2 separate regions of the Homo sapiens genome follow, and region 1 is linked to region 2. Evidence: chromatin contacts called from ENCODE Hi-C or POLR2A ChIA-PET data. All regions are on one chromosome and are shown on one strand. The core of a region is the stretch at or near the end of the contact, and the rest is flanking DNA. Distances in the headings are between cores, read along the strand shown.

Region 1 (3,096 bases), core at 595-3,094, 120 kb after region 2:
GCTGGGCGCGGTGGCTCACACCTGTAATCCCAGCACTTTAGGAGGCCAAGTCGGGCGGATCACGAGGTCAGGAGATCGAAACCATCCTGGCTAATATGGTGAAACCCTGTCTGTACTAAAAATACAAAAAATTAGCTGTGTGTGGTGGCGGGCGCCTGTAGTCCCAGCTACTCGGGAGGCTGAGGCAGGAGAATGGCGTGAACCCGGGAGGTGGAGCTTGCAGTGAGTGGAGATCATGCCACTGCACTCCAGCCTGGGTGACAGAGCGAGACTGTGTCTCAAAAAAAGAAATACCAGACATGGAGTCTTTAAAAATATGATGAGAATGCCTTTCATTAAACCAGTATAACAAATGCATTGGATTTTAAGTGTCTGTGATGTACTTAGATAAATAGTGACAACCTATTTTTTGATCAACCTACATAAAAAATAATTTTAAAGCAGTGTGGTCTCAATCTTAGTAGAAGAGTAGAAAGCAAGATAGTTTCTACTTGGAATAAACAAGTGCACAGTGGAAGTGATTAACTCTTACTCTCAATGTTATCGCTGTTTTGACTTAACACTCAGCTCCAATTGGGGCTGATTGTTATCATGTGAGGTCAGGTAGAAAGGGTGTATCACCTTTACCACGATCACTAATTCATTAAAGGTTAACAGTGAAAATGTTAAAAGGGTTTTTATTTACATGGTGAGACCAGTGGAATAAGTATTTATTGATTTTTGTTTCTCTGTACTTTTCAAATTTATTATGAACCCTTTTTAAAGGGAAAAAATGGACAAACAAAAGGTTTCTGGAGGGTAGGAGTACATTGACATTATATACTATAACTTTAAATATATAAAGTACTAAATAAAGATATTTTTCCCCCTTATAGGGCATTATGCTGGTCTATGACATCACAAATGAAAAATCCTTTGACAATATTAAAAATTGGATCAGAAACATTGAAGAGGTATGTGTGGAAAGAGAATGGTGACATTGGAGAAGAGTCCTGCTGGGTGCTTGTAAAAGGCTCCTCTGTCTGCAAGGCAGCTGAGCTGCTTAGAAGCAGGGCATGGGCAGGTTGGGCCCTCTCTCTCTGAAGAGCTCCATAAATCTCTGGTGCTGCCAGTCTGACTACTGGGGGTTAGGGGGACAGAGAAGTAACGTCACAAGATTTTAAGCTTGGGCCAGATATGGGAAATAATTTAATCCTAGATCACATTTTACACATGAATAACTGAGAACAGAAAGAAGTGATTTGCCTGTGCTCATACAGCCTTTAAAAAGAAGAGCCAGGATTAAAACATCTGGTTCCCAGCTTCTATCCCACCATGCTGTTTGGCTAGCAACAATTATCTCTTTACCTTGGCAACTTTTTGCCCTTCTGACATTTTCTCCATCTTAGATATTTGAAGATTGTTTTAATTCCAGGATAATTGGTATTAAGATTTTTTTAATGTCTTTGTCACTTAAGAAAGAAATCTGACTCTGAAATAATTTTGTACACGTTTCTATAAACTTAGATGAATTTCTTTTTAAAATAGTACAGAATCTAGAATACCATCTCCACTGGTTCACTCAGTACCAAGTTTTTGTCCTTCTTTGACCTGAATATTTGGAAATTTTGTCATTAGATCACCATAAGCTTTATTTGTGTTTGTTCCACCTTCTTTCCAAACCTCGGGAAGAAGGTTTGCACAGGCTCTGTGAGGGCTCTTGTACTGTAGCTTTGCCCCTCTTCCCATCTTTAAACTTTTCTCTGAATTAGGCCTTGTGTGAGTAAAAGATTATGTCTTATTAAATTCATGTGTTTCTGACAGGTTGGATTTGTCTATTAAGTAACGGGTTTTTCTCAGGCTGTTTTTATAGCATGCTATTTTCTCCCTGCAGCATGCCTCTTCCGATGTCGAAAGAATGATCCTGGGTAACAAATGTGATATGAATGACAAAAGACAAGTGTCAAAAGAAAGAGGGGAGAAGGTAAATGTGAATGGAATGGATAAAGGTTGGAATCTACTCACATTAAGCATTTCTTTTCTTCATATTATTTAATTATTGATTTTTTTTAAAATCTGTGTTTTAATCCCTTTAAATTGGATATCAACAACAAAGAGATGTAATCCATACTTGAATGGTGTGAATTAGTATTCGAGATCCAGCTCTCTATACTGTGTGGTCATGACTCATTCCTAAAGAATTTGCTAATGTTTTCTGGGAGATACAAATTGGTCCTTTCTCAGATTCCTGCAGCTTAGAGTTCAGGCTGTTTCTTCCAGATCTGTGTGAAAATGCCCAGTTTTGAAGTTAAAGTAAACATTCTTTTTGAAAAAGAAGTTATAGGGATAGGTGAAGTTTCAACAGGAATCATTTTCCAATTCATTTTTTTCCCTAAGAATATTTTACTACACATTAGCGTTAGGTTTTATGGATAAATTCCTTGTAACTGATCAAGCTATGGATGTCATTTATATGTTGTTTATGGGCATGGGCATTTCTCTCTTTTGTGTCCTGTAAAGCAAAGGAATATTTTGTGTACATATTTACTTCTGTGACAGATTCTAAATTGACTTAGAAGCTTCACTTTTTAAGTCTTGGAATTTTGCTTTAGCCTTTAAAAAAATTATATATGCAAAATGCATTTTCTTTTCTTTTTTTTTTTTTTTGAGACAAAGTCTTGCTCTGTCTCCCAGGCTGGAGTGCAGTGGCGTAATCTCAGTTCACTGCAACCTCTGCCTCCTGGCTTCAAGCAATTCTCATGCCTCAGCCTCCAAGAAGGTGGGATTATAGGCATGTGCCACCACACACATATACCCGGCTAATTTTTGTATTTTTAGTAGAGACGCGGTTTTGCCGTGCTGGCCAGGCTGCTCTTGAACTCCCGGCCTCAAGCAATCCACCTGCCTCGGCCTCCCAAAGTGCTGGGATTACAGGTGTGAGGCACCATGCCCAGCCACATTTTGTTTTTCAATCTGACTGTGAACTTTTGCTGCAAACTTTTTTCCCCTAAAAACATTTACTTAATTTTAGCATTGTAAATGAACTAGGAACTTTTTGAGGAATATATAAGAGTTCGCAATTTGTCTCAATCAATAGAAATCAAAGCATGAATACTT
Region 2 (3,056 bases), core at 458-2,957:
AATATGATAAAGTACATTGCAGGTAGTAAAGGTAAATATAAGCTTTGGGATAAAGGTTAGGCTGCTGCATTAAAGGGGCACCAAAATGCAGTGGCGTGAGGAAAATAAAAGTTTAATTCCCCCTTGCAGCATTCCTGAGGTGAGCTGTTCTGATTGGTTCCCCACAAGCCTTTAAGAGGCCAGATTCATCCATCTTACTGCTCCTCTCTCCACAGTGGTGTCCCTGTCTGTACACCTGAAGCTCAATCACAGCCCTGCAGGTGCCCCAGCCTCCTGAAAAGAGAAAGGGTATGGAGCATGTACTCAGGGCCTTAAGGTCTCCAGACTTGCAAGTGTCACACTTCATTTCTGTCCACCTTCTGTTGGCAAAAACTTAGCTGTATGGTCACACTTTGCGACAAGGGAGGCTGAGAAATGTAATTTGTAGCTGAGCAGGCATGTGCCTTGCTTTACTTTATTACTAATGAAGAAGAGTCAATTTTGTGAACAACCAGCCATCTATGCCACTGGCCACTGTGTTGCTCCATAAAACTTCTGTTTTAGAAGGGTGTGATGTGTGTGTGATGTGTGTGTGTGTGTGTGTGTGTGTGTTTTCATTCAGTCAAAAGGAGAAATATATTCCTCACTGTGGGTTGAGGTTAAAAAAAAAGTTTGAAAGCCATTCAGTGGACTATGTCAAACTAAAATTTTATTATAATTTTTGCTAGTAATTTGTGAAAGGGGCTTTGGAAGAGAATTTTGAATGTTAATTACTGATAGGAATTTTACAGTTATATTTTATTTTCCATTTTATTATTTGATTTGTTAGAAAGGTAGCACATTTAACAAATCAACTATTACTTTTACCTTGCATATTTCCATTAGTACATGCTTTACAAATGGTTTAATTGTACTTTATAAAGAAATAGATGAAATGGTGGCTTTTTTTGGAAAATTTTTTAGCTTTGTGTTCTTATCTACATACTAGTTTTGTTCAATCTTCTGTTGTATTTAAATTATAATTGTTCAATTATCAGCTTATTTAAAAGGATTAAATATGCATTGCAAATCAGTTTGTGGCCTAAAAGAGATTTCTTGGGGACCCAAAATAAATTAGATTAGCAACAAGCAATGAATTTTAATTTTTTAAATGGCCTGTGGTTCTCAACTACTTCAGACTCTTTGTGTTTATTATTTTTGGATCTAGCATTATATTTTACTGGAAAGCACAAGAAAAATGATAAATACCATTGGGAGGCCAAGAGGGGTGGATTGCTTGAGCCTCGGTGTTCAAGACCAGCCTGGGCAACATGGTGAAACCCTGTCAGACAATACAAAAAAAATCAGCCGGGCATGGTGGCATGCGCCTGTAGTCCCAGCTACTTGGAGGCTGAGCGGGGAGGATCACCTGAGCCCAGGAAGTTGATGCCGCAGTGAGCTGTGATCATGCCACTGCACTCTAACCTGATGATGGAATGAGACCCTGTCTCAAAAACAAAAGACAAATACCAGAAGTTGTCAGTTGAATCTAAAAAAAGATTCTCTAGTAAAGATGGCATGGATGTATGACCTTACTATGATTTAGATCTAGACATCTGAAAGTTTGAAAATGGACGTCTAGCTCTGTGTATAAGGGGGAGAAGGACGTTATGTCCACTCATTGAGCCTCTTTTCTAAGCTAGAAATTAAGTCTCTGTGAATGTGCAGACTGCAGAGCAGCTATTATTTCCTGTTTTCTTGATGAGTAATTAACTTGTGACTTGCGCAAAAATCAAAATATGCCATATGATGGTGAGTCAATTTCATTTTCTTTTCTTTTTTTTTTTTTTTTTGAGACAAGATCTCACTCTGTTGCCTAGGCAGGAATGCAGTGGCACAATCATACCTCACTGCAGCCTTGAACTCCCTGGCTCAAGTGATCCTCCTGTATCAGCCTTCCAAGTAGCTGGAACTACAGATGTGTGCCACCACACCTGGCTGATTTTTAAATTTTTTTGTAGAGATGAGATCTTGCTGTGTTTCCCAGGCTGATCTCCTGACCTCAAATGATCCTCCCTCCTCAGCCTCCCAAAGTGTTGGGATTACAGGCGTGAGCCTAGCTCATTTTATTTTCTATTCTTTGAAAAAAGGCGATGGGTTTCTATCTCTAGTGTTAAGGGTCCCTATCAGCTCTGAGATGCTTTTGGTTTGGTTTTTTTGTTTTGTCTTGTTTTAATTTTTGGTAGTTCTCGATGGTTCTAAAGGGTAGTTGATTCATTTTAGTTAGATAAAATGGGCTGCTGAAATAAAATAGGGCACTAAAAGAGGAAATATTGTTACCTAGGAAAATGTTTTGTCTGTTTGCTTTATTTATTTTATTTGATACAGTATCTATTTGGGCCTCTAAAACTCAACTCTGATTCTTTTTTGTAATAATTATTTTAAAGGAGTTTAAAGGCACCAGCTTTTTGGGGGAGTTCAGGGAGTAAAAGGAATCTCTTCAAAGATACAGGCAAAAATAAAACCTTGAAGTAAAACTTAATAAATATATATGTTTGGATTCATTTGTTTTATGGTACCATTTTGAGGGGAAAAAAATGTTTCCAGCTTCGTTATGTAGTCTACTGACTTGTTGGGTATAACCATAAACCTGTTTATAATATCCTGACTAAGGCTTTTTAGAGTTACTATGTTTCCAGGAGTAAATATTTCTCTTCTTTATCACTTCTCTGTGTGTTTATGCATGTGTTTAAAATAGTACCATACGGTGTCTGTCACCTGTTTAAAAGTATCTCACCAGAATCCCACCTCACAATAGCACTTAAATTCTTTTGCTCAGATTTGAGTCACAACATCACACTTAGCTGTAAGGGAGGCAAGAGAATTGTTTTTAACTGGATATGTTGTTGTCTTGAATAAAATTGGGATTTTCTTAAATGGAACAGTGGGGACACTGTTTCTGTTTAGGCACATAACTATACTGATTCTGTGTAGCAAATATACTCTGTATAGGCAAGTACACTAAATAACCCAGTAAGTGAACATCACAAAGGAGCTCAGTGAATGTTCTTGCCACTGAAAGACACTCAATTTGTTGA

What was found. A loop is a pair of places that touch in the nucleus more often than their neighbours do. ChIA-PET counts read pairs that join two places held with the same protein, here RNA polymerase II (POLR2A). Pooled maps may share reads with other maps.
Region 1: a loop to region 2 is called in a map of pancreas, with 3 times the contacts of the local background. The contact joins two enhancer-like sites. A Hi-C loop is called at or near these places in 1 of 168 maps with a recorded cell type or tissue (pancreas) and 1 of 50 pooled maps. POLR2A ChIA-PET finds 5 or more read pairs at or near these places in 2 of 52 experiments (AG04450 and activated CD4-positive, alpha-beta T cell).

Annotation. Positions count from the first base shown.
Region 1 is chr15:63,254,632-63,257,727 of GRCh38, forward strand. It overlaps RAB8B (RAB8B, member RAS oncogene family), which reads left to right. Exons shown (of 8, transcript NM_016530.3): 4 at 876-953; 5 at 1,874-1,963. Among named protein-coding and RNA genes, the nearest start is that of APH1B, 21 kb to the right of the region's middle. Within about 2 kb of position 1,845, at least 2 of the 41 ENCODE cell types and tissues checked have a DNase peak (open chromatin) inside an H3K27ac peak, as active enhancers do.
Region 2 is chr15:63,134,249-63,137,304 of GRCh38, forward strand. The region is part of intron 5 of LACTB (lactamase beta); the gene reads left to right. Among named protein-coding and RNA genes, the nearest start is that of LACTB, 14 kb to the left of the region's middle. Within about 2 kb of position 1,708, at least 4 of the 41 ENCODE cell types and tissues checked have a DNase peak (open chromatin) inside an H3K27ac peak, as active enhancers do.